Regions from separate parts of the Homo sapiens genome. Here all the other regions are linked to region 3. A link is an interaction called in ENCODE POLR2A ChIA-PET data of the cell type or tissue named here. Cell type or tissue: PC-9. All regions are shown on one strand. Links, peaks and the distances in the headings refer to the core of each region. The heading gives the core; the rest is flanking DNA. Region 1 holds the start of LOC101929996 (a long non-coding RNA gene). Region 2 overlaps RWDD4 (RWD domain containing 4). Region 3 has its middle 6.6 kb from the start of CDKN2AIP. Region 4 overlaps IRF2 (interferon regulatory factor 2).

Evidence for each region. ChIA-PET counts read pairs that join two places held together with the same protein. Peaks named below come from ENCODE experiments on the same cell type or tissue, not always from the same donor. Only the 100,000 strongest peaks of a DNase experiment are listed, where the experiment ranks them.
Region 1: POLR2A ChIA-PET joins it to region 3 with 16 read pairs; 2 of 35 experiments call an interaction of 5 or more read pairs at or near these places.
Region 2: POLR2A ChIA-PET joins it to region 3 with 14 read pairs; 4 of 35 experiments call an interaction of 5 or more read pairs at or near these places.
Region 4: POLR2A ChIA-PET joins it to region 3 with 5 read pairs; 1 of 35 experiments calls an interaction of 5 or more read pairs at or near these places.

The regions. Positions count from the first base shown.
Region 1 is chr4:183,537,307-183,545,422 of GRCh38, forward strand. It overlaps LOC101929996 (a long non-coding RNA gene), which reads left to right and starts at 6,316. Exons shown (of 4, transcript XR_939540.3): 1 at 6,316-6,451; 2 at 6,936-7,157. RefSeq lists enhancers at 199-765, 3,746-4,541. In PC-9, for the core only: no CTCF peak of the experiment used is centred there; no DNase peak of the experiment used is centred there.
Region 2 is chr4:183,633,193-183,641,308 of GRCh38, forward strand. It overlaps RWDD4 (RWD domain containing 4), which reads right to left. Exons shown (of 8, transcript NM_152682.4): 8 at 6,443-8,116. Among named protein-coding and RNA genes, the nearest start is that of RWDD4, 22 kb to the right of the region's middle. In PC-9, for the core only: no CTCF peak of the experiment used is centred there; a DNase peak (open chromatin) is centred at 4,469; H3K27ac peaks cover 1,777 bases.
Region 3 is chr4:183,433,946-183,442,061 of GRCh38, forward strand. No RefSeq gene overlaps it. Among named protein-coding and RNA genes, the nearest start is that of CDKN2AIP, 6.6 kb to the right of the region's middle. RefSeq lists an enhancer at 4,052-5,251. In PC-9, for the core only: no CTCF peak of the experiment used is centred there; a DNase peak (open chromatin) is centred at 4,946; H3K4me3 peaks cover 570 bases; H3K27ac peaks cover 2,100 bases.
Region 4 is chr4:184,449,669-184,457,784 of GRCh38, forward strand. All of the region lies in intron 1 of IRF2 (interferon regulatory factor 2), which reads right to left. Among named protein-coding and RNA genes, the nearest start is that of IRF2, 21 kb to the right of the region's middle. RefSeq lists an enhancer at 3,838-3,897. In PC-9, for the core only: no CTCF peak of the experiment used is centred there; a DNase peak (open chromatin) is centred at 3,953; H3K4me3 peaks cover 664 bases; H3K27ac peaks cover 902 bases.

The sequences.
Region 1 (8,116 bases), core at 1,941-5,940, 100 kb after region 3:
AAAATAGCTGGATGTAGTGCCACATGACTGTAGTCTTGGCTACTTGGGAGGCTGAGGTGGGAGGATTGCTTGAGCCCAGGTGGTCGAGGCTGTAATGAACTATGATCATGCCACTGTCCTCCAGCCTGGGTGACAGAGTGAGACCCTGTCTCAAAAAAAACCCCAAACACCCCAAACTTAACTACGAATAGCCTACTGTTGACCAAAAGATTTACCAATAACTTAAACAGTTGATTAACACATATTTTGTATATATATTATGCACCATATTTGCATAATAAATTATAGAAAAGAAAATATTTTAAAAATCATAATGAAGAGAAAATATATTTACTATTCATTAAGTGGAAGTGGATCATCATAACGGTCTTCATCCTCGTCAGCTTCATGTTGAGTAGGCTGAGGAGGAGGATGAAGAGGAGGGGTTGGTCTTATTGTCCCAGGAGTGGCAGAGGTGGGAGAAAATCTGCATATAAATGGACCTGCATAGTTTGAACCTTTGTTGTTCAAGGCTCAGCTGCTTGTATGTGTGTGTGTGTGTGTGTTTGCGTGTGTGTGTGTGTGTGTGTGTGTGTGTGTGTGTGTTGAGGTAAACCCTCTGCTTCAAATCTTGCAATAGCATTTCACTGTCAGTGTCAGTACAATGAAGCTGAAACTCATTACCATGGTCCCTGTTACCTCTGACTTTTCCCTGTAACCCTCTCCCACTCACCCCCTAGGATTTGACCACAGTGTCTTGATTATGCAGGGATAACCAAAGGCGTCTATTTTAATAGTCCCAGCAAAGAAAGGGGGCATGACCTGGAGCAATGGGGGTACATAAATATCAGAGAAAGCTCAGAAAGAGACACAACAAATAGGTATTCCTGGCTTTCTACCTTATTCTTTATGAGTCTCGATTTTAAATCACAGATAATGACGAATTATCTGAAAAGGCTTAAAGGAAAACCCGAGTCTGGGTTTGTTGTGTTGTGAAGAAAAAAGCTTTATTGGCTCGTGGTTCTGCAGGCTGTCAAGAAGCAGGCACCAGCATCTGCTTCTGGTGAGGGCCTCAGGAAGCTTCCACTCATGGCAGAGGGCAAAGAGGAGCGGCATCACGTGGCAAGAGAGGATGGAAGAGAGACAGCTAGAGAGAGTGGAGGGAGGTGCCAGGCTCTTTTTAATAATCAGCTCTTCTGGGGTCTAATAGAGGGAGAGCTCATTCATTACCATGAGAACAGCACCAAGCCATCCATGAGGGATCCACTCCCATGACCCAAACATCTCCCACCAGGCCCCACCTCCGACACTGAAACCACACTTTAACAGGAGACTTGGTGGGCCTAACAAACCATATCCAAACTATAGCAACCAGGTTGTGACTGTTGTCTTTCAGAAATGAAGAATTGGGGGCCGGGTACAGTGGCTCATACTTGTAATCCCAGCACTTTGGGAGGCAAAGGTGGTGGATCACTTGAGGTCAGGAGCTCAGGACCAGCCTGGCCAACATGGCGTAACCCTGTCTCTACTAAAAATACAAAAATTAGCCGAGCATGGTGGTGTGTACCTGTAGTTCCAGGTACTCGGGAGGCTGAGGCGGGAGGATCACTTGAACCTGGGAGGTGGAGGTTGCAGTGAGCCAAGATCATGCCACTGCACTCCAGCCTGGGTGACAGAGCGAGACTCCATCTCAAAAAAAAAAAAAAAAAATTGAAGAACTGGCTTTCTGTTGATTATTCTAAATGGTGGCAGTTGCTTATTGAAAACCACAAATTCTGAACAGCCATGTTGTGAGCTCTTCATTTGTTTGTAGACACAGAAATTTTAGAAAGAAAATGTAGATGTTGGATACAAAATATTGAAGGAAAGCAGCAATCAGGCCGCAATCTGCTTTTTCCCACCTGCCTGTAGATCTTCTCAGGTTATTGCTATTTAGCTTTCATGAGAAATTACCTGGGCAATACTAGGTATTATTCAGTCAGTGTCCACACAGGCGTTTGTGATCACAAGGAAAAAATGGCAAAAATGAATTTTGCTTTTGAGACAGGGTCTTGCTACGTTGCCCAGGCTGGCCTTGAACTCCTGTGCTCAAGCTGTCCTTCTGCCTCAGCCTTCTGAGTAGCTGGGAATATAGGCATGTGCCACCATGCCCGGCTCAAAAATGCATCTTAAATAATTTTAAAAGATTGCCCTTTAGGGTTTGTCCAAAAGGATACACGAGAAACCAGAATCAATGCCTGCCTCTAGGGAAGGAAACTAAGGGACTGGAGGTCAAGAGTAGGAAGAGGATTTACTTTTACTGTATATCTTTTCATGTATTTTGAATTTTATATTGTGCTTTTGTACTACCTACTTATAAAAAAAATTGACTGGGTGTGGTGGGAGGCTGAGGCACTTGGGAGGCTGAGGTGGGAGGATGGTTTGAAGCCAGGAGTTTGGAACCAGCCTGGGCACATAGTGAGACCCTGTCTCTACAAAAAATTTAAAAAAAAATTAGATAGGCGTGATGACGCTCGCCTGCCTGTGGTCCCAGCTACTCCGGAGGCCGAGGTGGGTGGATCACTTGAGCAGGAGTTTGAGGTTGCAGTAAGCTATGAGTGTGCCACTGCACTCCAGCCTGGGCGTGACAGAGTGAGACCTTATCTCTAAAAAGAAAAAGAGATTAATTTTTATAAAATGACAGCTTAAGAAGGCCAGAAACAAATCTTATTTGTTTATGTTTTCTGGAATTACATATGTACATTTAAAAAATTTTTCCCAGCTATTTGGGAGGCTGAGGCAGGAGAATCACTTGAACCCGGGAGGCAGAGGTTGCAGTGAGTCGAGCTCATGCCACTGCATTCCAGCCTGGGTGTGACAGAGTGAGACCTTATCTCTACAAAGCAAAAAGAAACTAATTTTTATAAAATGACAGCTTAAGAAGGCCGGAAACATCAAATCTTATTTGTTTATGTTTTCTGGAATCACATATGCACATTTAAAAAATTTTCCCCAGCTACTCGGGAGGCTGAGGCAGGAGAGTCACTTGAACCCAGGAGGCGGAGGTTGCAGTGAGTCGAGCTCATGCCACTGCACTCCAGCCTAGTCAACAGAGCAAGACTCTGTCTCAAAAAAAAAAAAAAAATATATATATATATATATATATATTTTTTTTTTTTTCCAAAATGGGAAAATGGTTTGCAGATTGTAGAATTATGTGCGTGGCCCTGGGCATAGCACTGGGAGCCTGGGACTGAGGGCAGTGATGCCTGACCTTGGAGCTATCCAGACCTGGGCAGGTCCTGCTGCTACCGTGCATTCTACTGCTCTCAGCTGTCAAACATGGGACCACACGGGGTGATCTCTGTGGCCCCCTGCAGCTCAGATACTCCATGAATGTCTTCGCCCATGCGTTTCACAAAGTGGAAAAGTATCTTTTGACCTATGAGAGGAGCTGCTTCAATCGGTGTTGCTCATGAAATTTCATCTCAAAGCCTGGCTGAGGGCTTGATTTCAGAGCTGAGCCCACTGAGCCCCACCAGCTTTTCACACCTGCGAGGTTGGTGGATTTCTTGATCAGTTGAGACTCGCACGGCTGCCGCTTGCTTGTGATCTACACGCCTCCACTTGCCAACCCACATGGGTTGAATCTGAATCTGAATATTAATTCCACCCTCGGGAGCCAACACATACGGAAAATATTAATGCTTCCTTCAAATGGAACTTTTTTCCCTTTAGAAACAGATTTTTAAAGGAGATTCTAGGTACTGTGCTACCAAAAGAAAAAAAGTCATATTTCCAAATGTGCATCGCGTCATTGTACTGTAAAGAAAAAAATAGTGTTTACTTCAGGGAAGAATGAAAACCAAGTCAAGCTTTTTCCGTCAACGCTACAATTGTTAGCTTTAACAAACAGAGCGTGCTATCTCCTTGAAACAAACCCAAGAACATCAGTGTCCATGGGACCCACGTGTTGTTTCATCCCTGCCGAGTCTGCTGGGCTGAAACACAAGCCTGGGTTCTTCACCTCTGACCCTTACGAGCCTTCCAGTGCATTAATTTCAAGTGTGGAACCTGGGCCAACGCTGCTAAGGCCATATCTAGTTAAAAATGTAAACACAAAGTCTCTGAGACCAGGAGGGCACGTTCTCATGGTAACTGCGGGCTGCCTTTCTTTTCTCTCTGAAGTCCTTAACTGCTTAACTGATGTGCAATGGACGTGAGGGAGTCTCCTTAAGGGAGGGTCTTTCCAGAGGCCTTTGAAGGCATTTACATTTAGAAATATTATGCCTATCAAACCATATCTAATATTTCTGTCTCTTGTTGCCCGAAGTCTAACAGTCTAACAAATGTAGTCCATATAGTTAGGCAATGCTGGTTCCTATGTTCCTTTCCCTTTTGCTGTGTGGGGCTGGTTTGTCCTGATCTAGACTCTTAGGTATGAAGGAAAAGAGTGAAGAGGATTTACTCTAGCACTGATGAGGCTAATTGGGATAAAGCTCAGAATACCTCAATTAAGGGGCTCTTCAAGAGGCCGGATTTGTTGCAGACAGCTTCAAGAATGTGGAATTCAGCCTTCTGCATTCCCCTTGCACAGCCCCCGAGCGCCAGAAGGAGAATCCACTGGCTCCTCAGGGAGGGTGGCCATGCAGAGAGCAGCTCAGGGCTGTGTTTGCTCCTGTCAAAGCCACAGACCTGGCTTGCTGGCTTATAAGGGATTGGGGGCAGCCAGAACAAGGGTGTTTGAGAAAGGAATATTCAAGAGGAAAAATCTATTCATACAAAAACCCACACGTTGTGCACATGTACCCTAAAACTTAAAGTATAATAAAAAAAAATTTTTTTAAAGAATACAAACACTCAGAGTATGGCAGGTGCTTTCCTGTCGCCCTTGGCAAGAACCCGTTGGGGGCCATGAAGAGTTTGGGGTCCTGAATGACCCTCTCCCCCCACTGTTCTCCAATTCCTCTTCTTGTGAAAAACAAATTGATAAGTAAAACAGCAGCTCTTTCCAACCCAGGCGCCTCCATGCTCTGTGAAAGGGACTCCAGAAATATGAGTTTTGGGACGGCACTTTTCTGTTTCTTTTTACATGTCATCGTGGAAGTCCCTTTCACCTCCCAGGCTGAGGCACAGGTCCATTTTCCCACAGATCTGATTCTTATGCTAGGGTAGGGAGCAAAGCCTTGTCTTGTGTATTGAAAGTTATCTTGCTGCTGTGCTGAATTCACTGATGGTGTGCACAGCATGAGCTATCAATTATACACTAATTATATGACTGACTTCATTATCTCCCTTCTGAAAATATGCAGTCTGTCCCAAACAATTAGCACTGAATTATTTCCCTATATTGTTTCCTAATTTTTCCATATGTTGGTTTTCACTCTTCAGCCAGACTACACACCTCCGGAAGGCAGAGACGGGGACTTGAAGTTCTTTGAACTCAAAACATGGCAATATTTATTGGTCCTAATACTGTCACTGGCAAGGTTGGTGTTTTAGGGAAGAGATGATAGTGTAAGTATCAACTAATCTGAATTCTTTGGGTGAAGGCTGAGCAAAACTGAAATAGTTTTAAGAAGAAAAAAAACAAAACTGCAGGATGTTTAGTTAATTTGTTCATCATTCAAGTTCCCAGAGAACAGGGATCACGTCTGTCTCTTGCAGTGTTACATCCCCAGCACTCAGCCCACAGTTTCACAAGCAACAAACACTAACAATTATTTTTAATGAATGAGTTAATGAATACATTTCTTGAGCTTCTGTTATGTCTAGGTCTTGCGCTAAGTGAAGATACAAAGATAGTCTTCTCTCTTCAGAAGCTTTCAGTCTGGGGAAGAAGAAGAAAGGCAGAATTGAAAACAATTGCTATAAAATATGAAAGATGCAACTCTGGGTGCAGTGGCACATGCCCGTAATCCCAGCACTTTGGGAGGCCGAGGCAGGCGGATCCCCTGAGGTCAGGAGTTTGAGACCAGCCTGGTCAACATGGTGAAACCCTGTCTCTGCTAAAAGTAGAAAAATTAGCCAGGTGTGGTGGCGGGCACCTGTAGTCCCAGCTACTTGAAGGGCTGAGGCAGGAGAATCGCTTGAACCTGGGAGGTGGAGGTTACAGTGAGCTGAGATTGCGCCATTGCACTCCAGTCTGCGCAACAAGAGCAAAACTCCATCTCAAAAAAAAAATAATAATAAAATAAAATAAGAAAAATGCTGTCTGAATTCCATTCAAAGTGCTTTGGATTCAGAGGAGGAAGCTGCTGACCATTTAGGGGAGTCAGAGAAACTTCATGTTTAAAAACACAGGCACAAAAACATTGGATGGATTTTGAAGGAAGACTAAGCATTTGCCAGCTGGAAAATGTGAAGACATTCTAGGCAGAGGGAACCGCTGGGGCCAGGTCAGACAGCTGTGAAAGGCTGCATTTTCTGGGAACCCTACAGCTGTCCCGAAGGCTAACAAGGTGTTTTGAGGCAGGTGGATGAAATAAGACAAGTAAGTTGGGGCATGTTTGCAAGGGTTTTAGGATTGACACTTGAGACAATGGGGAGCTGTGAAAGTTTTTAGCAGGGAATTGATGTGAATAGATTTGGATTTGGAGAAATCACTGTGGACAGCGTAGTGAGGAGACTGGAATGGGAGAAACTGGAGTCGTCCACCTCAGGGTGATCGTGGCACCTTGGATTAGAGGCCGTGGGATGGGGGATGGAGGGAAGTGGACTAATTTGAGAGCTATTCAGAAAGTAGAGTCATTGGAAGACCAAGTGGCTAGTCGGACGTGGGGAAGTGGGAGGTAGGAAGACAGGAGTCCAGAATAATTTCTAGTTTCTAGAGTAAATTAATCAAGAACCCAGAATAAGCAGCAGGACTGGTGTGATGGGGAAAAGAAGTTTTCAGTTTTGACTGCAATGAAAACCTCTTTTGCAAAAGCAGCGTCCTCTCTGTTTGTGCTGACTTGGGATATGCTGTTCTCGTTCAGACTGCAGGGGAATTCCCCACTTTGTGGGGAGGGAAGAGAGATTTCCCTGATGAGGTCAGGCTAGGACATGAGTCGCATGGGGCAGCCATTTTGGAAGGAAGACATTTGTCCACGTGGAAGCTGTAATTCAAAATGTGGACTTCAGCAAGAGGAAACACCTAGCTCTCTCTTGAATCCGGGTTTCAAGAAGCACTCACCAGATAGCTGCACATCAGACTGCAGGTAGATTGCAGCCTGTAAGACTCAGAGGAGGACATATTTTATAAGCCAAATAATGTAGTTATATTGTATCATGTGCTTTTTTTGTTTTTCTTAGTCTTGAGCAGAGAATTATAAAAATACTCTAGTCCTACTGTTAACTGTGCTATTATGTCTTCGAGAACATAAAATGAATAGTATAATTCTTCCTTCCTTCAAGCCAGTGAGAAATAATAACAATTAGGGGAGATCTCTGCAGCACATATGAATTTGGGACAAAGGCTCTCTTGTAGAGATTCTCCCCCCATCGCCAGCATTAAAAGATGAGGCTTTATTTTGTTAAGGTAGGCATTTATGTTCTTAAACAGATATGTTATTTGAGATGCCTCGGCTACATCATTCAGAATGTCTACTAGCAAATACCATCTCCTGCCTGCCCTCAACTAAAAAGAAATAAAACATCTACATCATTTAACTTATCTTGCCCCAGTTCTAAATACTGACAAGCTTGTAGTAAATGGATTGTCAAATGGGTCTCCAGCCACCCCACCCAGCTAATTTTTTAACTTTTTGTAGAAAGGGAGTCTCCCTATGTTGCCCAGGTTGGTCTCAAACTCCTGGCCTCAAGTGATCTTCCCGCCTCAGCCTCCCAAGTGCCTCAGCCTCCCACTGTGCCCGGCCAGTTTTTTATGAGTAGGTAGTACAAAAGCACAATAAAATATTCAATACACATAAAAGGAGCTGGGCTTGGTTGCTCACGCCTGTAATCCCAGCACTTTGGGAGGCCAAGGCAGGCAGATTGCTTAAGGTCAAGAGTTTGAGATCAGCCTGGCCAACATGGTGAAACCCCGTCTCTGCTAAAAATACAAAAATTAGCCGGGCGTGGTGGTGGACGCCTGTAATCCCAGCTGCTTGGGACGCTGAGATGTGAGAATCGCTTGAACCTGGGAGGCAGAGTTGCAGTGAGCCGAGATTGTGTCACT
Region 2 (8,116 bases), core at 2,964-6,963, 200 kb after region 3:
TTTGTTTTTGAGACTGAGGCTTGCTCTGTTGCCCAGCCTGGAGTGCAGTGGCGCGACCTCGACTCACTGCAACCTCCGTCTCTTGGATTCAAGCGATTCTCTTGCCTCAGCCTCCCAAGTAGCTGGGATTACAGGCATCTGCCACCACGCCCAGCTAGTTTTTGTATTTTTAGTAGATACGGGGTTTCACCATGTTGGCTAGGCTGGTCTCGAACTCCTGATCTCAGGTGATCTGCCCGCCTCGGCTTCCCAAAGTGCTGAGATTATACAGGTGTGACTCACCTTGCCCGGCCGAAAGACATCATTTTCTTACATCTACACAAATAATGTGGCAGGGTATGCATTCTCGTACATCCCCCTTACTCTGATGCAAATGCTTTTCTTTGATCCCCTGTCTAATCCGGCTCCTTTGACCCAGGACATACCTGAAGATACTGATGAGTATGGGCAAGTAATGACACAAGACTTTATCCCTGTACATGGATCATTTCACACAGACAAGCACAGACGTGGAAACAATTTCTAGAAGTGGAATTTCTGGACCAAAGGCCTTTGTGATTTTGATGGATATTGCTGAATTGTCCTTTGTCAAGGTTGCATTAGCTTACACTCAAAACAACTTGTGAGAGAGAACCGGTTTCCTCACACCTTTGATATGTCACCAAGCTATTCAGTCTTCGCCAGTGTCACAGGAGAAAAACAGAATCTCCCTGCAGTTTTAGTTTCTCTTGTGATGAGGGTGTGTCCTTTTGTTTAACATAAATTTACATTTCCTTTTCTGAAACTGTCACATCTAAGAGTTTTTTATGTATAAGTATACTAAAAGTACTTTTTCTTAGTTTTATTTATGCAATTTTTTCCACGCACAATTTTTTACATTTATGTCATCAAATGTAACATTTTCTTTATGGCTTCAGAGTCTTGTGTCATACTTTGGGAAGGTTGTCTCATCCTGAAACTATTTTTAAAATCTCCATTTCTTTTCTTTTCTTTCTTTTTTTTTTTTTTTTTTTTTTTGAGACAGGGTGTTGCTCTGTTGTCCAGGCTGGAACACACGGGCATGATCACAGATTCACTACAGCCTTGACCTTCCCAGCTCAGGCGATCCTCCCACCTCAGCCACCTGAGTAGCTGGGACTACAGGCACATGCAACCACACCAGGCTAATTTTTAAAATTTTTCGTAGAGATGGAGGTCTCACTATGTTTCCCAGGCTGGTCTTAAACTACTATGCTGAAGCAATCCTCCCATCCTGGCCTCTCGAAATGCTGGGATTACAAATCCATTTTATTTTAAAAGTTTTTTTCATCTCTCTGAATTTACTGCGATGTTAAGAGTGAGATAGGAGTACCTTTCCTTTTTCCCCCAGTGGCTCTTTGGTTCTCCAATACCATACATTGAAGAAACTGCATATTAAATTTTCTCATATATATATATTTAGGTCTATTTCTGGGCTCTATTTTCTTTCATTGATCTGAGCAGGTATCAGCACAGTATCACTTTAATTCTTGCTGCTGGAAATGTTTGACTAAATTTTATTTTTATTTTTTTTGAGATGGAGTCTTGCTCTGTCGCCAGGCTGGAGTGCAGTGGTGTGACCTCGGCTCACTGCAATCTCCACCTCCCCGGTTTAAGCAATTCCCCTACCTCAGTCTCCCAAGTAGTTAGGACTACAGGTGTGTACGACCACACTCAGCTAATTTTTGTATTTTAGTAGAGACGGGGTTTCATTATTGTTGGCCAGGCTGGTCTTGATTTCCAGACCCAGTGATCCGCCCGCCTCGGCCTCCCAGAGTGCTGGGATTACAGGCTGAGCCACTGCGCTGGGCCATGTTTGACTAATTGAAAGAACTAAACTCACATCATCACTGTTTTTGAAAAAAAATTTTTTTTTTTTGTCTATTCTGGTATGCTTAGTTTTCCTTAAGAACTTTGGAGTCAGCTTTTCTTTCTTTTAAAAATCCAGTTGCAGTTTCACTGGGATTACCTTACTTATTTATAGGATTGCCTTATTTATAGGATCAGTTAAACAAAACTAGTATCATTATCAATTGATTTTTTTTCAATTGCTTAGGCTAAAATCCAATTTGGAGTTAGCTTCGATGCCTCTAGCTCTCCCACATCCTTCGTTGGATTCACCAGCAAGCCCGTCAGCAGTTCCTTCACTATATATCCAGAAACTGACCGCTTCTCACCCACTCCCACCTCCCACCCTTGTCAAGGAATCGTCATTCTTCACCCACTTCCTCAACAGCTTCCTAACTGGCCTTCCTGCCTTCCCTCTTGCTTGCCTATTCTCAACACACAAGTCAGATCCCCTCACTCCTCCGCTCAATACATACCCTCTGAAGGCTTTCCGCCTCACTCAGTAAAAAGCAGACTTGGAGCAGAGGAAACAGCCAGAACAAAGGCCACAGGCAGGATCATGTTGGGGAAGACGAGGGGAGGGCCAGAGCTAGCAGGAGTCTATGGCCTTAGAGACTAGTTCACGCTAAAAGTAGCCGAAACTAGTTACCCCCGCGGGGTGGAGATTGTGAGAGAAGGGAAAAAGATCTTTTTTTTACAAAATTAAAAGCCCTGCAGAACTACTTGCCTTCTAAAACTATCTACATGTATGACTTTGATAAAAATAAAAAATAAGAAATTTTAAAACACTGACATATAAAAAGAAAAATATAGAAACCAACGGAAAAATGTAACAGATGGTATTTGTCAGCATGCAGCGGGAGTTCAGCTTTCCTTCAGCAGATGGACGGACATTCTTATAACCAAAACTGCATGATTCCTCAGTTATCATGAGAATTTCAAACAAAAAAAACTAACATCTATCAATTTAAAATTTGTGAGATGCCCGTGGGAGGTAAAGAATATTTTGTTAGTGTAATTTATCAAGTGAAATGGCAAAGTGACAATGGTAGGTTTAGCGATCTTCAGAAAAACAGAAGGGGGAGGAAAAGGTTTGATAGTTTTTTTGTTTTTGTTTTTTGAGACGGAGTCTGTCTCTGTCACCCAGGCTGGAGTGCAGAGGCACAAACTCGGCTCACTGCAACCTCTGCCTCCTGGGTTCAAGCGATTCTCCTGCCTCAGCATCCTGAGTAGCTGGGACTGCAGGCCACCCAGCTAATTTTTTATTTTTAGTAGCGATGGGGTTTCACCATGTTGGCCAGGCTGGTCTCGAACTCCTGACCTCAGCTGATCCTCCCGCCTTGGCCTTCCAAAGTGCTGGGATTACAGGCATGAGCCACCACACCAGGCCAATAGTTTTGTGTTTTAAAAATAATCATACTGTTGCGTAGATATTTGAAAAAAGTGTGATTTTAGTAATACAAAGGATAGTGAAGAGAATATGAAAGCTAAAGTGTTGGCTTTCTGCGAAGAAGCCTCAGAGATGAAAATCTCCCGTAGGCTCCAGGGTCCAAATCTTCGTATGTTCCTTCACAGATGAGACTGACTGTAAGCAATGCAGAACACCTACTGCCCTCTGTAAAAACAAACATATGGCATGCAGCGTCTTCTTGCCGTAGGAGCAGGAGAATGAAGAGCCGGAGCAGTTAGGAGGAAAAGCTTCCTCCTTAGTCAATTCCACCGCCATGTTAAACACAAAGATTTTCCCCGATTGCTTTGTGTACTCTAAAAACTGCCCCAGTGTTAAACTTTTAAGGTTGATTTCTAATCACCCAATTATGAAGCAAAATATTTTAAATCTGCATCCCCCCCTCCACTCCCCAACAGTTTCCTTCTTTTCTAAGCTGGATTCTCTTTCACTAACAACAGAGCATAGACGTAGTTTGTTATTTAAAATATCAAGAATAGTTTCCCAACAGGCCAGACTTCGTGGCAGGCAGAGAAAAGGACCTATTATAGATCCAGAAGGCTGCAGCCAAACAGGCAAGATCACTTAAAACTTCCCAGGTGCCAGCAATAACAAACAGAAAACGGGCAGGGGTGGGGACGCTTCCTGCCTTACTGTATCACCACAATCAACCTATTACGACAATTTATTCTGGAAACTAGATTTATACAGGAAGCTCAGCAAGCAAAAATGGTATTCCTCTAGAAATGGGAAAGTTAAAATAATTTTCTTATTTTTGGTTCTCATTAGTGAGAAATTAAGGCTATTAAAATTACTTATTTATTCAGGCATTGCCTCTTAAAATGTTCTCAGCTCTTCATATAAGCAAAAATTATCATGCAAGAATTTTCATTATTACAAATTTACAAAGTCATTAAAGATCTCATTCTCAATCAAACACTTGCTCCTCTCCTCATATTGTGCAATGTAGCTTTACTTAATTGATCTTCAGGAATAATGCAAAAATCAATGATAAAAGTCCTTAGCCCTTTGAAAGGCACATTTTGTGCCTCTGAAAATTAACAATCTTCATATAAAAGTCGTTTCATCTTTCGCGTGCTCTGATCAGTGGCTTTCACACTTTTTTCATGACTCATTTTAATAAACTTTACATAGTGACTCAGTACCCATACATGCACACCCCAAACTAAAGTTTTCACAGGGAAAAAAAACCCTCTTACAACAGGTAGTGCATGCTGGTATTTTCTGTTCAATTCTATTGTCTCCCATTCCATTAAAAAATGTTAGTAAAGACCCCTAATTAATTTCCTCACTAAAGGAACACAAATTTGAAAATCACTCTGGGTTACATATTACTTATTTTTTTGTCACATTAACTGAAAATACTGAAATTTTGAATCTTAGATGTCCAATCCCTCTTGTTCTGTTTTCACTCTGGAATATTCAAAGGTAAAAACACGCAAACACAAATCTCTATTGTTACTACATAGCATGACTTTTATATTTATTATTTATTTTTGAGACAGGGTCTTGCTCTGTTGCCCAGGCTGGAGTGCAATGGTGTGATCTCTGCTCACCACAACCTCCATCTCCCGGGTTCAAGCGATTCTCATGCCTCAACCTCCTGAGTAGCTGGGATTACAGGTGCCTGTCACCACGCACAGCTAGTTTTTTTGTATTTTTAGTAGAGATGGGGTTTTGCTATGTTGGCCAGGCTGGTCTTGAACTCCTGGCCTCAAGTGATCTGCCTGCCTCGGCCTCCCAAAGTGCTGTGATTACAGGAGTGAGCCACCACACCCTGCCAAATTTATGGTTAAAGCAATCACAGCCAGCCCTCTGGAAACACTGGCCGAATCCTCAATACTGCTCTCTTCTGGGAATCTGGAGTCCTGGTTACTCGGGAGCCTAGGTCCTGGGGAGGCTGCAGTGAGTTATGATCGTGCCACTGCACTCCAGCCTGGGTGACAGAGCAAGACCCTATCTCTCTACAAAAAAAAAAAAAAAAAAAGAAAAGAAAAACCCTCCGAAAAAATTCCAAGATCCAGGGTTAGGCACATCTACAGTACCAAGCAGGGCTTGGTGAAAGCTTGAATCAAGCAACAAATAAAAAAAAGCTGTGGCCTGTGACAAAACGGTGTGGAATGATTCTAATGCTGCAATCAAAAAGAGAAAATCCAAAGTGCCGGCCAGTACCCGTTTCATTCCATAGGATATTTAAACATATCAGATTTGTCAAGGTTCACTGCAAGTGTATTTGTCATCTTTAAATTCAATTTCAATTTTTTCATTTCAAGAAGTTCTCTTTGGTTTTCAAATCTTCTGATAATTGTCTTGTTCCCCATTCAGTTTATTTATTTAAAACACACTTTGAGTCTGTAGAGTATCACTATACCCTTGTGGCTCCTGTTCCCCTAAGATTTTTGGGCAGGCTCTCATGCCTTGCTTTTATGTATTGTGATTTTTGACTGTGAGGACACATTCCATAAACTCTTTATGGGGCACCTCACTGGTGGTCTGGGTTCAAGTTGAGTTCTGAAAGAACAGAGATGTGTGTTCATTTCTAACAGTTACCTAGAGCCCCTACTGATTTGGTTCAACTAAGATATTGGCTTGAGGTTTTGTCTGTTTTAAAATCATACATAGGGGGAGGAATTTGGGCTGAAATCCAAGTGTGAGGTAACTTGGGGGCACAAACTGTCAGGAGTGTGTGTGTATCCATACTTATATATGTGTATATATATGTATATACTTATATTTTACTCTTCCATCCAGAACCAGTTCCAAGACAGAAATTTCCTCAGGGCTCGCACTGGAGGATGGGCCTCAGTCTTACAGATGTGTCGGGGGTATGACTCCCTAACCTAGGCTGATCCTGGCCTTCATCTCTTGTCTTCTGGGCCCTTGAAGCTGAAAACTAAAGCTGTCCTTAACCTCTAGGTTCCAACTTTCACTGAATTTTTTGGCCTCTAGGCATTCCTTTTCTCCTGTGAGCTCATTTGAAAAACATTTTTTAATCCAACATTTTGAATAGTTTCTAGTAGGAGGGTACATCTTGCACCATAAGGCCATGCAGATTTATAAAATCAACAATTCTCTCTGAAGTGATCTGAAATAAAATGTGTAGAAAAATCGCTGTGTATAATTCAGACTTTATTGCTTATTAATTATGTCACTCCACAAAATTTTAAGTAAACAGACATTGAGAAAATATACTGGGAGTGTTAAACAGATGACGGCAATATTGATGAGGCTGTTCAAGTGTTTTACATAAGGTAATAAGAGGTACCACCATCACCAGAACCCCTACAAATTTTTACATTTCATATAAAAAGAGTAAAAATAGTTCATTGGCATGTAACTAGCATCATTCTCTGTAATCTATGAGCCATAATAAGCCTGAACAATTTCAGTCTCTTCAGAGCAAAACAAAGTATTTTATTCCACTAGCAGATGTTTCTCCAAAAACAAAAAACAAACCAATACAACCACAAATACTACCCACACACAACCCTGAAACATAAGTTGCCATATTCCAGTGGTCCTGAATTTTAACATGTTTTGCTCTACATTAATTCAAGAAATAAAATGAGAAACAGCTTTGAAAATGAGATTAACTCCTTTGCTGTAATTATACTTACTCTATAATTCAAACTATTTAGCTGAAGTCAGTTAACGAGTAAAAACCGCGGATACAGCTCAAACTGCTCTTAACTTCTTTAAATGTTTACTGTTCTATCAAAACTCAGACCCAAGCTGCACAGGTGTAACTTGAGGCACTAACAATCTTCCTACCAGACGTAATAGTTTTATGTGTTCTTAAAGCTGGGCGCATATACAAAATCACTGTACATCACACATAAACATCAGAAACTTTTCTTGGCACAACTAGACCAATAGTTTCCTCTATTATTATTATTTTTAAATCAAGCATGTGTAACAGTTCAGCATTTAAAAGACTCCCATGTATATGATTAAAAAGATGCTCAGGTTGAGAAATACATTTGAATACTTGAAAAGACACTCCAAAAAGAAACAAGACTTGAAATGTGGTTTTATGTTGAACCATTTAGGAGACCTCAGTTATCCAACAACTAAAAGCACACAACAGCAGATAAATAGGATTTTATTAAAATCAATGTCTCCAACAATACAAAAACTAAATATTAAGGCATCTTTTACTCCCATCCTGGTATATGCAAGAGAAATGTTTTAAGAAAGGGCCAGCATTTCTTACTAAAATGCTTTCTAGTGTATTTGGCAGATTTGTTTTTATATTCTCCTATTCCACATACCACTCAAAGCACTCATGATCAAACATCTTGACCCAAATCAAGAGAAAAGTATAAATAGATATTAATTTATTAAAAGGAAGCAGTTCATCTTTCAAAAATTAAAAGAAACTACAAAAAGTATCATGTATAAAGTTCAAATACCAGCATTTAAATTTCTCTGAAGTAATTTACGGTTCAGTAATTAAGCAAAAGAAGAGATGAAGACTTAAGAGAAGAAGCCTATTAATATGGATTGCACTATGGAGTAACTGTTCACTGAGTACTCCGCTCCACTGGGATGATAGTTTGAAAAGGGCTTCATACTCCTTTAAGAAAATAGCACATCCACCAGGATAAGATCATTTAAATTAACACTGATTCTTATTCCCCATGCCTGTCCATTTATAAAGCTCAAGGGGCTTCATAAAGTATACTAAACAGTAACATTTTCACCTTTTATTAAGGCAAGTTTGTGAAAATAATTTAATACAACAAGATCTCTTCATGAACTTTCAACTTACAACCTTTTTAA
Region 3 (8,116 bases), core at 2,487-6,486:
ATTGGGATGTGCAGAACCTTTGTATCTAGCTCAGGGATTGTAAACGCACCAATCAGCACCCTGTCAAAACAGACCACTCGGCTCTACCAATCAGCAGGATGTGGGTGGGGTCAGATAAGAGAATAAAAGCAGGCTGCTCCAGCCAGCAGTGGCAACCTGCTGGGGTCCCCTTCCACACTGTGGAAGGTTTGTTCTTTCGCTCTTTGCAATAAATCTTGCTGCTGCTCACTCTTTGGGTCCACACTGCTTTTATGAGCTGTAACACTCACCGCAAAGGTCTGCAGCTTCACTCCTGAGCCAGCTAGACCACGAGCCCACCAGAAGGAAGAAACTCCGAACACATCCGAACATCAGAAGGAACAAACTCCAGACGCGCCACCTTAAGAGCTGTAACACTCACCGCGAGGGTCGACGGCTTCATTCTTGAAGTCAGTGAGACCAAGAACCCACCAATTCCGGACACACAATGGTGATGCTAAGTCCACAATACTATGACCCAGGGCCACTGAGGCCAGGCCAACGCCCAGTGAGCAGCGGGACAGTCCACACACATCAAGCTCCTCTCGTGAGTCTAAGCTGAAGCCTTCGGCCACAGTGTATGACTCTACCTACTTGCTTACTAAAATGTGCCACCAGAGGCCTTCCCCCACGATAAGAAGTAAATTCACAGCCTTGGGGGTGATATAACCGTGTTCTTTTCCCTTCCTTTCTGGTTCTAGTTTCAGGTGGCAGTGATAAAAGGAGTGTTCTCCTCCTCTTAAACTCTAGATTGGAAAAATAAATGAATGTGAATAGACATCCCCCACTCTTCATTCTGTATCAAAGCCCTGGGGAATCCATTTTTACCACACTGAGTCTCACTGAAGTCAACCGCGTAAGCTCCTGCATTCATTTCCATGAGACTTGGCATTGTGGAAATAATTGGATGGCACTGCCCTCTAACACTCCTTTCAGGAAACAGAGAAAATGTGCCTTTGCTAGTAGGTGGAGTGAAAACTCGTCTGAGTGCTGGTAGGTTTCACCCTGTGTTTTCAGTATTGTCTTGTCAAGAGCAGTTATTATCAAGTCCCAAATGAGCCTGGCAGTACAACCCTCAATAAGGTGTTTAAAACTGCCTTCCCTAGTGAGAAATAAAACACTGCTTTTGTTCTCGTTTTTAAAATTGACTGCATAGTATTACCACTATCAATGAGGTGTTTAACATCAAAATTGTCTTCCCTGGTGGGAAGAAAAACGTTTACTTTGTTTCCTTTCTTAAAATTAATTGAGGTTTTTAAAAACTTATCCTTATTCAACCAACTGTCGCATAAAGGGGAGAAGAGACGAAAATGGGATTTTAAAATATTGTCTTTGGTGGCCCATCAAAGATTGTCAGCACATTCTTCCTGTTTAGGCCACTTGCTGAGCACTTTTCTTCGCCTTTGCTTCATTTCTCCCCCATTATATTTTATAACCTTGGCCTCATCGGTGCAGTCCTTGGTAGGGAGCTAATCATAAGATCTTTGCAGGAATGACTACATTGATCCATGTATTGGTTTTTTTGTGTTTTTGTTTTGTTTTGTTTTGTTTTAGATGGAGCCTTGCTCTGTCACCCAGGCTGGAGTGCAGTGGTGTGATCTTGGCTCTCCTCTACCTCCGCCTCCCGGGTTCAAGCAATTCTCCTGTCTCAGCCTCCCAAGTAGCTGGGATTAGAGGCACATGCCACCACACCCACTAATTTTTGTATTTTTAGTAGAGATGGGGTTTCACCGTATTGGTCAGGCTGGTTTTGAACTCCTGACCTCAGGTGATCCGCCTGCCTCGGCCTCCCAAAGTGCTGGGATTACAGGAGTGACCCACCGTGCCCGGCCTGATCCACATATTCTTTATTAGCTTGCAAATTTTCCACAAGGCTGCTCTATCTATTCTATAAGGTTAAAGAAATTGCTTATGAAAAATTAAAAATCAGCCTGTAGTATTAATACCTAAGGGGGCTTTGGCAGATATGGCTAAGGATGCTCCTTCCCTCATTTCCTCAGGGGATTCCGGGGGCGGCTCTAACCTTTAAAACTGCCTCTGCCTGCTTCTGCCTCTGCTCGAGGCGTGGGAGTTCTATGGCCATTGCCTTTTACAAGATGCAGCAGAGAAGAGAAGGCAGGAGAAGCAATGCCCTGGCTTTTATGGGCATAATAACAGGTTTCGGAGGACAAATGAAGACCCAGGCTACCTCATATCCAGATAAGAAATTATCCAATGGAAAGGAAAACTTGAAGGGTGAGGAGGGAAGCTAGGGAATTCGACTGCTGGTATGGTTCCCAGAAGAGAGGCCCCTTGTCCTGCCTACCTGTACCTCCAAGGCCGAATTGCAACTGGCCAGCGGGGACGCGGCGGTGGGGTGGGGCGGGGGGGGGGGGGCGGGTGGTGCGGGGAGAAAGGGAAGCAGAGAGGTGGGGAAGGATGATGGCAATTTTAAAAGGTTTGGGGGACCCATGAGTAAGGTGGCCATGCCCATTCCCAGCAGAAGCCAGCGAAGCTGCAAGATCTGGAGCATCCATCCCTTCTCCCTGGCACGGCACAGAGGAGTAGACTAGAAATGACAGTGTGCCATGTGTGGGCAAGTGGACTGAGAGGGCCTCAGAGAGAACCTGTGCTCCCCAGCACAGTGCAGTAGGCGATGGAATGTTCACCCGTGCCTGAGAGGGGCATGAGCACAGCAGGGAGAGTCACCTGACCTAAAGAGGCGCTGCTACAGGGATGAGGAGGAAGCAGCAGTGGCCTTTGTGGGCCAAAACCTGGTGGGAAGATGGCTATTTCAGGGGATGCCTGGGAGCGCCTCACCTTGTCCCTGACCCTGCCTTTGTGCCTCAGCACTGTGTCAGCTCCCTGGAATGGATACTCAAATTCGTACAGAAGGAAGTAAAATCTTCAGGTGACTGAAATTAAGTTTCCACCATTTGGTAGGATGGGACCTTAAAATAGAAAACAAATTTAGGCCGGGCGCCGTGGCTCACTCCTGTAATCCCAGCACTTTGGGAGGCCGAGGTGGGTGGATCACCTGAGTTCAGGAGTTTGACACCAGCCTGGCCAATGTGGTGAAACCCTGTTCTCTACTAAAAATACAAAAAATCAGCCGGGCATGGTGGTGTGCACTTGTAATCCCAGCTACCAGGGAGGCTGAGGCAGGAGAATTGCTTGAACCCAGGAGGCAGAGGTTGCAGTGAGCCGAGATTGTGACACTGCACTCCAGGCTAGCGAGAGAGCAAGACTCTGTCTCAAAAAAAAAAAAAAAAAAAGAAAAGAACAAAAATTTAATCAGAGGAAAATACTGTAGCTACATTTGTTTACACACCTTGAAATTATGGACAGAGATTTGTACCTACCATACTCAGAATTTATTTGAAAAAAAATGTTCTCTGCATAAACAACAAACAATTATTAAACTTTGTCAATATTACCAAATAAAACCTAAAATGTTTCTAAAGTTCATTAATTGGATTTAAACTATGTGCCTTTATAGACATCATCTCGTTTATTTCTTATGATTCATAGGTGCTGGTATCCCCTTTTACAGGTAAGGAAACGAAGACTTAGAAAAGTGAAATAATTTGCCCATGGACACAATGATGGTAATTAGCAGAACCAGAATTCCAACTCAGGAATGTCTGACTCCCAAGTCTATATTTTTGATCACTAAATTAAGCTCTATGCTGTTCTTTCCTCTGGCTTTCTAGATCCCTCCAGGAACATTCCTTTCTGCTTCCTTGGCTGCTCACATTTACAAGGCAATCACACATTGATGAACTGGAGCCCTGGGTACAAAGAAGCACAATTTTTTTTTTATCCTTCCTGCTCCTAATTCCCAAAGGGCCCAACAATTAAGTGGATTATTGTGGTCATAATCTTAGTTTTTTGATTTAACAAGTCTTTTTTTTTTTTTCTTTTGAGATACAATCTCACTCTGTTGCCCAGGCTGGAGTGCAGTGGCGCGATCTCAGCTCACTGCAATCTCCGCCTCCTGGGTTCAAGCAATTCTCCTGCTTCAGCCTCCTGAGTAGCTGGGATTACAGGTGCGCACGACTATGCCTGGCTAATTTTTGTATTTTTAGTAAAGACGGGGTTTCACCATGTTGGTCAAGCTGGTCTCAAACTCCTGACCTCTGATCTGCCTGCCTTGGCCTCTCAGAGTGTTGGGATTACAGGCGTAAGCCACTGTACCTGGCCTGGATTTAACAAGTCTTAGCTCAGTTCTTATTTATCTTTCAGTCACCACACCTTGTGAGTTAATCATTGGACAATAATCAGCTTGGACAGTAAGTTAACCACTCTGAACCTAGGTTTCTTTGTCTACGAAATAAATGCAATCTCTAAGGTCCTCCTCCAGCTTAAATTTTCCATGATTCTGAAGAATCAGGATCAAGTTTATTGGTTTATGGGAAGTTGAACTGCAGTTCTCCAAATACCAACTCTTCTCTGATCTCCATCTCTCTCGTAGATTTAAATCCCCCACATTCTGGGATGAGGGATAGGTGTAGAGCTTCACAAAGGGATGGGAAAATAAAATATAATAATATCTCACCTTGTCGGCATGAGGAGGAACATGAAGACTAAAAAGATGAAATTGTCTTCCTTAAGGCTCTACGAAACAGCATATAAAAATGTAAAAATTGGTATAAAAAGGTTTTTCACTTTGGCTAAAATGGAAGCCATCCTGACAGCAGTGCCTCTTAGAATTGCCTTGTGTCATTTAAACCTGCTTACTACTATCGTTTCTTTAACATCTTTTCTGGTATTTGGCCATCCTTCTATTCATATTGTTTTATCTCCATTTCCTTGAGTGTAAATTCTTTTATTTATTGAGTTTGTTATTTTCCTTGCATGATACTGACCTTACTCAGATATTTTATCATTCTTAGGGCGAGTGCATGACTCAGACCTGTACAGTCATTTCATACACCTGGATAGTGTTTATGTAAGGGATATATGACTCAACAGGACAAAAGAACTCCCAACAGAACCTTAGGACGCTGGCAGAAACTACCAGGAAAGAGAAGCTCTCTTGCTACTGAAGTTGCTGAGCTATGAAGAACGTATGCTGTGAGCTAATAGGAAGCATTTTGCCACTCCGTAGGAAGAGCTTGCCTGAGACTGTAGAGACAAGAGAAACAGGTTTCCTGACTATATTGTTTCAGTACCTGGATCCCACAGTCGGGGGAGAGTCCCCCTCGGGACTCTGAATAACACAGCCAATAAATTCCCTTTTTGTTTCAGCACAAGCCATTTTAAATCATAATTTTTTGTCACTAGCAACCGAAATTAATCAAACGAAAATCTGTGAACCTGTAGAGAAAGTCCATAGTTCTCTAACTTCACATCAGTAGATGCCCAAGGGGCCTTTCTGTTTTTTCGTTTTTGTTTTTGTTTTTTTGAGATGGAGTCTCACTCTGTCACCCAGGCTGGAGTGCAGTGGTGCGATCTTGGCTCACTGAAACCTCCGCCTCCCTGGTTCATGCAATTCTCTGCCTCAGCCTCCCAAGTAGCTGGGATTACAGGCGCCCGCCACCACTCCCGGCTAATTTTTGTATTTTTTTAGTAGAGACGGGGTTTCACCATGTTGGCCAGGCTGGTCTTGAACTCCTGACCTCAGGTGATCCACCCGCCTCAGCCTCCCAAAGTGCTGGGATTACAGGCATGAGCCACCGCGTAGAGGTCAATTGCGACACTACAGGAAAAGAAGGTAAAGTGGAGTCACATCTGACTTCCATTTACATGCTGGTTTTAGAAACTCACCCCCATGAAAGATATAACTTCGCAATCTACTTAATCCTCACAGCAGCAAACAAATTTATTAACATTTATTAATGTTAAGGCTTAATGTAAAAACAATGGCATAAATCCTGCAGGTAAGTAGGAAAACTTCAGAATTATCCATCTGCTGTCGATTTATCACTAGAGATTAGATTTTATCCTGAACGCATATTTTGGGAATATCTAAATATCTGTAATATGGTCTCTCCAGAATTTTCTTACATGATGTGGAAATCAAGAGCTACCTGCCTGAAGTTGATAGATTTAAAAATGATGATTAAGTATAATATTTGAATTTATGACAGGTAGCCAACGGGAAAACAATAAAAGATAACAAAAATTAGGAGAAAAAAGGGGTAGTGTAAATGATATGGATTTCTCAGCTTCAACATTCAGGAGTGAAATAAGTACTGCTTAAAGTTGAAAAAATAAGAAATGGAAGTATAAGCATTTAATTTGGAGTTATGAAAATAATCACCCAAAGAAATCAAGATAGAAATGACATGAATGCTGATGTCCACAGAGTGGGACCAGGTTGAGTGAGGGAGATTGTTTGCTTTCATTTATGCCTCTTTTTTTCTACTTAGATGTTTCATTTTTGTGTGCACACATTATATTTTTATTTTATTTTAATTTTTGAGACAGTCTCCCTTTATCGCCCAGGCTGGAGTGCAGCGGTGCGATCACAACTCACTGCAACCTCGACCTCGTGGGCTCAAGTGATCCTCCCACCTTAGCCTCTTGAGTAGCTGGAACTAGAGGTATGTACCAACACACCCAACTATGTTTTGTATTTTTTGTAGAGACAGGGTCTTGCCATGTAGACTAGGCTGGCCTTGAACCCCTGGGCTCAAGTAATCTGCCCACCTTGGCCTCCCAAAGTGTTAGGATTACAGGTGTGAGCCACCACGCCCAGCCTGTAATTTTAAATTGGCCAAAAAGACTATGTTCATCTAGGCAGCCTGCTCTTCTGCCCTCTAAAATATCCATTGCGAGCATTCTCTGCACCATCAGATGGCCTCCATGTCAACGTCTCAGCTCCAAACTTACAAACGTCTTCTTTTAAAACAGAGGAAGTGTCTGCCCACCTAAGGTTAATCTCTCCACCTGTGTGTGGATCCCAGCCACACCTATGTCTGCAGAAATTGCTAATTACCCTCTTTTTCTTCAGATCCTCAAACTCTCCTTTTCTGTGAGTTGCCTTCAAGCAGTGGGCAACATGCTCAGGCTACTCCCATCTGAAATTGAAGCCACCTTGACCCCATGACCCTGTCCAGCTTCCTCTATCTTCTCCCCTTTACAGCCAAATATCTCCATTTCCGACTCCTGAACTCACTCTGATATGGAGTCTTCATCACTGCAGTAAAAACGGCTTTTGCCAAGCTCACAGGTGGCTCCAGTCCGTAATCAGACTGTTACTACCTATCTTCATCCTACTTGATTTCTCAAAGCTTCTAACAGAGGGGATCACTCTTAAAACATTCTCTTACTTTTTCAGAACATCCCACCTTATCACTGTAATTTGGCAGATTTGTGTCCTCACACATCATTAGCATAAAATATTTCCCCTCACCATGAAGTATTTCTCACATCAAGTCATAACCTTGGCCATAACTGGAGTATTTGCTCCTCACAAGCCTCTCCACATGCAGACCTTCCTGCCAAAGGCTTTCTTGCTTCCACAGTCACATCCAGGAACAGGGGCAATCCCTTCATGTTGCTCCATGGGAAAGCCATCTGCAGAAAAGCCAGCTTGCCGCTGGAATTTTTATTGGATGTCTTCAGAGAGATATGCTACAGAACCAGTTTCAGTGAATGGGCTTCCACTTACAGCAGAAAATTTAATCCTGTGAACTCAGTCACTTGTTTGAAACTCAATTTGGGATGATAGTGGATCTTTCTCAATTCATTAGAATTCTCTCCCTTTTCTCCTCTGAGTAGATTTCTAGTGAGGGCAGTGGTGGGGTGAGGCTTGGTTATCATCCTAGCATTGTCTTGTGCTTTCTTCCCTGTGGGCTCTGCTGGGAGTATAACTGCTTGATCTACCAGCACAAGCAATGCACACTGATCATTTCAGGAGAGGTTGAGGGTCCTCTCCTATTGATGCGGCCTGACGGGCACTGGTCTGATGACTTGCTGAAAACTAGCTGCATCTCCCTTTGCTGACAAGCTGACCACCCCTAGCCTCATTCACCTTGGACCCTGGTGCTTGGTAGGCACTTCACCATTCAACTCTTTCTTGGGAACCTTTTGGATCTCCTCTAGGCCCTGTGAGATATATGTGCGTAAATGCGTGTGTGTGTGTTATGTATATATACACACACACATATGT
Region 4 (8,116 bases), core at 1,657-5,656, 1.0 Mb after region 3:
TCTAGACAGGCAGTCGGGGATACCTTACCAATAATGCTTTAAATGACTTTAGGTTTTCAAGATACAATCTGGAATGTTGTTTATGTAGATCTTGTTTATTTTATACATGGGAATTCACTAGAAATGTACTGATGTTCACCAACACTGCGCTGGCCGTTACCAAGAACTATGGTATGTGGTTAGTATGGTGACCAAGCCAAAATGGAGCACTTCTGAATGTGAATGGGGTCTCATTAATACTGACACCTGAAACAGATATAAAGAGCGACTGTTCCTGGAAACACCAGGATGTGAGAAGCCTCTGGTTGTAGGGGCTAGGTATACTGACGCAGGCTCACCGTCTTCTATTCAAAATCTTGGGGCCAGATAAAGTCTTCAGAATTCAAAAGTGTGTGGATGTTAGCAAGATAATGCGGTACACATACCATATACCACAAGGAACAAAACACCCCGGAAAGTAATTAGGGCAGAACCCCTTAATCCAACACAGTTAATATTTCTGCAGTGAAACACGAACATTCACACTGATTGGGATAAATAAAAGCTATGAATAGCTTCATGTCAATTCAGGGCAGACTATCCTGCCAAATGAGTCATGATAATAACTTTCAGTTTCAGAGCATTTTGGATTGCAAATAAGGGATTTGGGGCTTGCAGTAGATTTCAAGTTATTTCAATCTTTGGAATATATTATTGTTATCACGCTACACGAAAAATCAGCATCATTTTCCTTAAACTGTATTTATATTACACATTAATCTGGCACACACTAGGCTTAATGTAGTGAATAATAGCACTGTTTAGTTCTGAAATGAAAAAATGTAATGCAAACTATTTCTGCTTATTAGAAAGTGGAAAAATACTTTTCCTAAATATTTTTATAAAATTTGAAATCTTAAGTAGCCATTTAAAAGTATTATTTCCTTTAAGTCGAGTTTACCTAACAATACGTATGTGCTTTACCTTACCAATCAAATACATAAAATACTTATAAAATAAGAAAAGCTTTAAATATTTAGATTCAAAATTTCTTTAAAATAGTCTCCCTAAGGTTCCTTTATGATGGCATTTGTAATATCATTGTTCTTTCTCCATGACATTCTAAATATTTGATTTAAAAACTAAAGTTATTATAAAAATACCTTTCCAAGGATCACGTTAAATGGCATTTGTTTGTTTGTTTGTTTGTTGCTGTGCATGCCCTATGAATGACATCCACACCGTCCACTGAGACCAGTACGTAAGCAACTGCTCCATTTCACATGCCCTCCTCCTCCACGGAAGCCCTGGTGCAAACCGAAAAGACTAAATACCCAGAAGCACAAATGCAAAAACAGACACAGGAATTGTCTGGCAAGTTTACCTCCTCCATTTCTTTTATCACGTAATTTTGAATCAAATGGCAAATATTATGCAACGTGAGAAGTTGAAAAGCACTGAACTGTTTAGATTCCATGGTACTTGGGTAGAAATTCAGTTCAAAGAGGCACATACTTCCTCATGAAAGTGTGAAGAAAGAAGAAACTCTAAAGGTAAAGAGGGTCAAGGTGAAGGGGCCCCAGAGACCTTCCTACCATAAGGGCCAAGGTACTTAAATCAGCTTCTACATTTGCAGGCACTGAATTGTTTATAAATATATACATGCAAAAGTCCAAAGTTGCTTCACAAAATTGTTCTCCTGATGTCTAGGGAGATAATAGTGGTGGTGGGGATTGTGAGAGCAATGACTATTCACTGGGCACCCATGATGCACTCAGCATTAAACTCTATACATTATCTCATTTAACCCTCACAGTAACCCCATGGGGTCGTTCTCATTACTATCCTCATTTTAAAAGGGTGCTCTGGCTTAGCCCATGCCAAAGCTGACTCTAGGTCATCAAACTCCATTATCATGAGAACTGAGGATCCAAAAATGGGCTTCATCTTCAGGGGTATTCTTGGTAATATAGAACCCCTGGGATATAGTATTTTTCTACATGTGCCATTGATCCTGAAACATAAATGCTAGGAAACTGGTTTCCTTCCCCAGCTGGCACTGGACACCACACTAGTTCCTATGGTTGTCTCCTCCTGTCAGGAAAGTGAACATTGAAGTCCCCCAGGCCCACAGATCAGAAAGAAAACACAAGCCAGAATGTTCCCTGGGGCCCTTCCCAACACTTTCTGCTTGCTCAGTCTTTGTTCAGAGTGAAAGGCAATTAAAAATACAAATCCCCCATAAACAGGGATGGAACAAGAAGATAAGTTAGCAGCTGTCTGGGACTCTTCCTAAAAGAGGAAGCCTTTTGACCCTGTATGACCCTAGGGTTGCACCAATAAAAACATACACATTTTTTGCAATCTCTCACACCAAATGCAGCAGCAAAGACAAGCAAGGGTTTAAAGCCTGAAATCCCTACACAATCTCTGTAAAACCTTCACACCTCTATTTGGAGACCCTCCTCAGGTGATGTAGGGACCCAGGCCAGGCCCAAGTCCCCCCAGCACTGCAGTCATGGGAAATGATGCTGGCAGAGGTGACAGGGGCAACGACAGCAGCACAGGGGCACAGGAGAGCTGAGCAAAGGGGCTGGCTCTCCAAAGTGACCATTGCTTCTTTCCAAATTATACCGCTGCACAAAGAATGCGAAGACCATAGGCTTCGGCCCAGGAAAAGCATTCTGCACCTGTCCTACCTGATGAATCAAGAAGCAGAGTGAAAGACGAGGCCATAGCCATATCCAGAGGCTCCCAGAAGGAAGGAGTCTCATCACAGCCTCTCTTTGCTCATGTTCTCATGCCGGCTGCCATGGAAGTGCAGACCGGGCGCAGCAACAACATGGACCGTGGAGCTCTGCGGCACTGCCTGCTTTCGCCCCCAGCTCTATCATTTAGCTGTGACTTTGGGCAGGTTACTGACCTTCTCTGTTCTCATCAGGCTTTGTGAGGATTAAATGAAGAAGCATGTAAAATAAGGCAATGCGGTGGCTCACACCTGTAATCCCAGCACTTTGGGAGGCCGAAGCAGGAGGTTCATTTGAGCCCAGGAGGTAGAGGCTGCAGTGAGCTATGATCATGCCACTACACCCCAGCATGAGCAACAGAGCAGGACCCTGTCTCAAAAAAAAAAAAAAAAAAAAAAAAAGGGAAAGAAAGAAAGAAGAAATAGAGAGAGAAGAAAAAAGCAAATAAACATGTAAAATATCTAGAATAGTGTTTTGCATCTTACATGCACTATGGGAGTATAAAATAGGTACAAAATTTCCAAACAGCAGCTTGGCCAAGGTATTAAAAATTTTAAAACTACACCCTTGGACCCAGCCATGTCACTTCTAGGAATGCTTCCCAAGTAATCTAATCATGTGTGAAACATGCTGTCTTAAAATTAAAAAAAGAAAAAACTACAATGATCTTGAAATCTGATGCAGATACACATGTAATATTCTTTTCTGTAAAAAACAGACAACATGAGAAAACTGTGAATTGCAGATAAATTACCTTCCAGATACATTTAAATTATGAAAATCTAAGAGTATTTTTTACTCCATCATTTTTTTAAAGAGCATTTTCTAGAAAAATTTATGCAAGGCCATTAAGACCTAAAAGGGTAGACTGACTTTTAAAAGTATTTTATAAATTGAAACTCATGCTGGGACCCTTAGGTGTGTTTGGCCCTGGGTCGCAGCATCTAGATGGCATCAGCCTCTGCAATTCAGCAAAGCAAGAATCATGCACAGATTTCAAAGCATATGGACTCGAGCACATACTGCATTTTCAAAGCTTCTTTCCATATGGAAAACGGGAAAAGAAGTGATCCTATATTTCCCTTAATCAGCACGTCCTCTGAGCACTGCCTTTGCAGTACAGGAGAAGTAACATGACCTCGAGAAGGCACAGCTCCTCCTCCTCAGAGTGCAGTAGGAAGTTCCTTTAAGACTGTGTCAGCCTGCAGTATGCAAGCCGGAAAAGACCTCTCAGTCCTCTGATGCAGACACTGGAGACGTAACAGTATAGAGAACAAGTTCAATAAGAGGAGGCACGTGGGAAAAGGGTAGACATCAGAGTGGATAACTGAGCCATGCTGGCTTGAGGAGGAGGAGCGTGGCAGAAACGGCAGGACCTGAATTACCTGAGCTGTTTGTGTCACCCAGTCACCTTTGACTTCATTTTTGAGCTCCACAGACCTCAAAAGGTGTGTTTTGCCCCTTCAGGAACACAGAAAAGACAAGGGGACAAGAGAGAGGAGATGTCAATGTGGTCAGTATTTGTGAAAAGTCAAATAACAGAAACTCAAAGAGCCAGCATACTGGAACTGGAACCTAAGAAAACCTATTTGCATAGAGCAACAAAATTGCTGCTTTCTGACTTCAATCACATCACTAGCAGACTACCTTGAAAACCAACGCCTTCCCAAAAACCAGTTGCCTGAAAATAACCTGTTCTGAAAGGTTGATTTGAAGGGCACTATCTTTTCCCCTGGATGAGAGTAAATGATTTCCTCCCACACTCCACATCCACAGGCTGGCCCTCAGGATCTGCTTCTTGCTGCCACTTTTCCTTTGAGGATTTCCTTTAAGCTGTCCCCTCTGCCAGGGAGCTCTCCATAAAGGTTACCAGCTATTCTTGGTGTTATTATTATTAATTATTATGGAGACATCCAATTTAACTCTTTATGTTCAAATCTGGTCAAGCTCCAGCACACAAACTATAAACTTACGCACTACAGTTTCCGCTAGTTTGATTCTATTCCTGGGATAAACCATCCCAATTACCAATGAATTCCAACTGGAAAAAGAGCCAAAATTGCTACCACTCTAAGTACAGGAATACCTCCGAAGCAAGAATCCATGTCTCCTCTGCAAGCTGCAGAACTGTCTTCAAATATTTTTGGAAGATACCTACTGCCTCTCACCAGTTTCCGAATGGTAGCCAGAGGTGGGAGGGTCGGATCTGGCATCCATTGGATGGTCACTATTTCCCCTCTCTGCCAACCCCTCCCAGGACCACAATGATTTCTTTTCTTTCCCTCTCCTTGTTAAAGCATAATATGGTAGTGGGAGCTCAGATTTGGCGTCAAGCACACCTGAACTGGAACCTCACCACTCACAACCTTCAACTTCGCCAAGCCATAGTTTCCTCATCACTAAACAGAGATCTTAATAGCAACTTAGCAGAGCTACCGTGAGAAGAAACAGATAAAGGCTAGTTTATGTTAGGAGGAAAAGTATGAGGTGAGATTTCCTTGGTCTCCCCTAAGACTTCCCCAAAGAAATTCCAAACAGTAGGGCCCGTGCTCCACCTAACTGCAGTGACTAAGTCAGTGTTCCACAAGGAGCAAGACGATGTCCAGGGTCCACCTTCTGTAATAGAAGCATATTCTCCACCCTGCACATTCTTGGCCAGATTAATCTCCCCAAATGGCTCCTGACCTTGCAGAAAATCCTTCCATGGTTCCACAACGCCCATTGAATAAAATCTGGACTCCTGGCCACCATAATTCATCCCCATCCCACCTTTCTAACCTCTTGTTCCCACTGATTCCCTCCACCTTCTTCTTCTAACCTCTTATCCCACTGATTCCTTTCTTCTTCCTCCCCTCCCCTCCCCCTTCCCTCCCTCTCCCTCCCCTCCCCCTCCCTTCCTTCTTCTTCTTTTTTTTTTTTTTTTTTTTTTTGTAGAGAAAGGCGTCTCCCCATGTTGCCCAGGCTGGTCTCAACCTCCTGGCCTCAAGTGATCCTCCCATCTCAGCCTCCCAAAGCGCTGGGATTACAGGCATGAGCCACCGCACTCAGCCTCCTTCCACCTTCTGATGCAACCAAAGCTTACAGCTTCAGGTACTTGGCAACGGGCTTATCTCTGTATAAAGTCCTGTGAGGAGGAGTCCCATCTCACTCATCCCAAAATACCGAGCACAGTAGCTTGCACATAATGACATGTAGTAATCACTCATTGATAAGAAAGTGGATGAATCCCTCCTGGAAAACTCACTGAGGGCAAGGGCTGAGGAGGATAAGGCGGATGATATTAACTATACGTTGTGATGGATAAACTTATGAACAAATGATAAGCAAAGGAAATAAAATGACTACAAAAAGCATGCAACCTAAAAAAAAATTTTACTATTTACATGCCATTTTCCGGGTGAATCCGGCTAAGGATGTTAATACACTTTTGAATTACGTTGGTTCAACTTTTCATTCCAAAAACCTTACCCCGAGCCAACCGCATGAAAATCGCTGTGTGCCAAGCATTATCTAAAGCTCTGTGGAGTATACAAAGATGATGAAGACATGATCTCTGGCCTCAAAGGACTTACCCTGCAAAGACGAAGGTGGGCACGTCAGTGTTAAAGCAAGCTTTCAAGCAAGACGTGGTGTCCCGGAGGTGAGACTCGAAGCCTGCCAGGAAGAGCACACCGGAGTGGGTGCCTGCCCTGCGGCCGCACACCCACCATCACTGATCACACTGATCACGGGCGTCTGACACACTGGGTTCGAGTTCCCTCTCTGCATCAGACTCACCCCCATTAGTTCATTCGCCTCACAAAAATGTGACTCTGCACTTCAAATAGATGAATTTTTTTCAAAGGCCTATGGGGAAGTTTTAATATTTTATGTAAAAACCCAGAAGAGAGGACTCTGGAAGGCTTCCTAGAAGAGGGGGCATCTGAACTGGGCCTGGAAGCCAAGGGATCCTCAGGTGGAAGGGAAGAAAGAACATTCCCAACAAAAGGAAGAACAACGACAAGGGCAAGAGAGGGGTGGCGCCCGCGTGTCCGAGCCATTGGTGATACGAAGAAGCTGCGCCACGGGGAACGTGAGAGCCGCGGTGGAGAAACTGCTGGAAGGTTTCCCTGAAGCTGCGAGTTCAGAGTCAGCCATGTGTCCTCGCACCTCAGCGAGGGTCCCTGCCGACTGAGCGGAGGAAACCCCTCGGTCCAGCCAGGGCACACACCCGGCTGACGCGCTTTCCTGCGGCCCGGTCCGCCCTCCCTACCGGGAAACCGGGTGCCTGAGCCCAGGGGCACCAATGTCCTGCAGGCGCCTCTGTGTCTGGACAGCAAATAACAATTGGAGGACCAAGTCAGTCACTGCAACTGAATTCAGCCAACACGTACTGAGGGTACCGAGTCTACGCGAGTCCTGTGGCTCGGCCCTCCACAACATACAACCGGTTCAAACACGGCAGTTAGTGATAATACAGTGGAGACGGTGAAATACTGAAATAAACCACAGGAATATCTAGGCCTTTGAATAACATCTTCCAATTTATCGCCCCAGGGAAGTGAAGAGTCCGGCAAACATCCAGTCAATGCCATCAAGGCAGCCGGTCACCCCAGCTGTGAGGGCCTCGGCACCTGATGGCCACATCTCCCCAAACACTCTGTAGCTGCGTCGGATGAAGAGTGTGAGGTGGTTTGGTTAACACATGATACAGGTGGAATAATGCCTCCCAAGTATCCCACACGCTAGCCTCTGCGACCTGTGAATAGACTGTGTTATGTGACAAATGGGAATTAAGGAGGCAGGTGATTTAAAGGTTGTCTGTTGACCTTGACAGAGGGGAATTTTCCTGGATCATCCATGTGGTCCCAATGCAGGGAAGAAGCCTCAATATGGCACGGGCAGCTCTGGGGCTCCCTCCAGTTCCTGAGTCCCACTGGCTAAGGTTTGCACCTGAGGTGTTCGCCCAGCCCTTCTGTGGCCCGGCGTGACGTCACTCGGAAGACCTGGGGACACTCTGGGCGGATAGGAAGCCCTGTCCTAACTTCTGCCCTATGAAGGCATTGTTTCTGGGGGTCTTGCCATTATCCTTGATTCTCTAACTTGGGTTTCTTACCTGAATTTGAGCCAACTGTCTTTAATTCCTCCTCACTTGAGGATTATAAACTTACTATAATCACTCTCTTTACAAACCAATTCAAAACAAACAAAAGAGAGTACAAAAAATATTTTTGTACCTATTCATCATTTCCTCTTAGAAACTTATATAAAAGCACCTCAAAGACAGGCCTGGCTATTATCAAAGGCACAACCCAGTCCTTCCCGCAATGGACCGCAGACTACAAATGCACACGCCTCAGAGCTCCTCTCCAACGCTGCAGGTGCACAGCTGCGACACGCCCTGCTGCTAA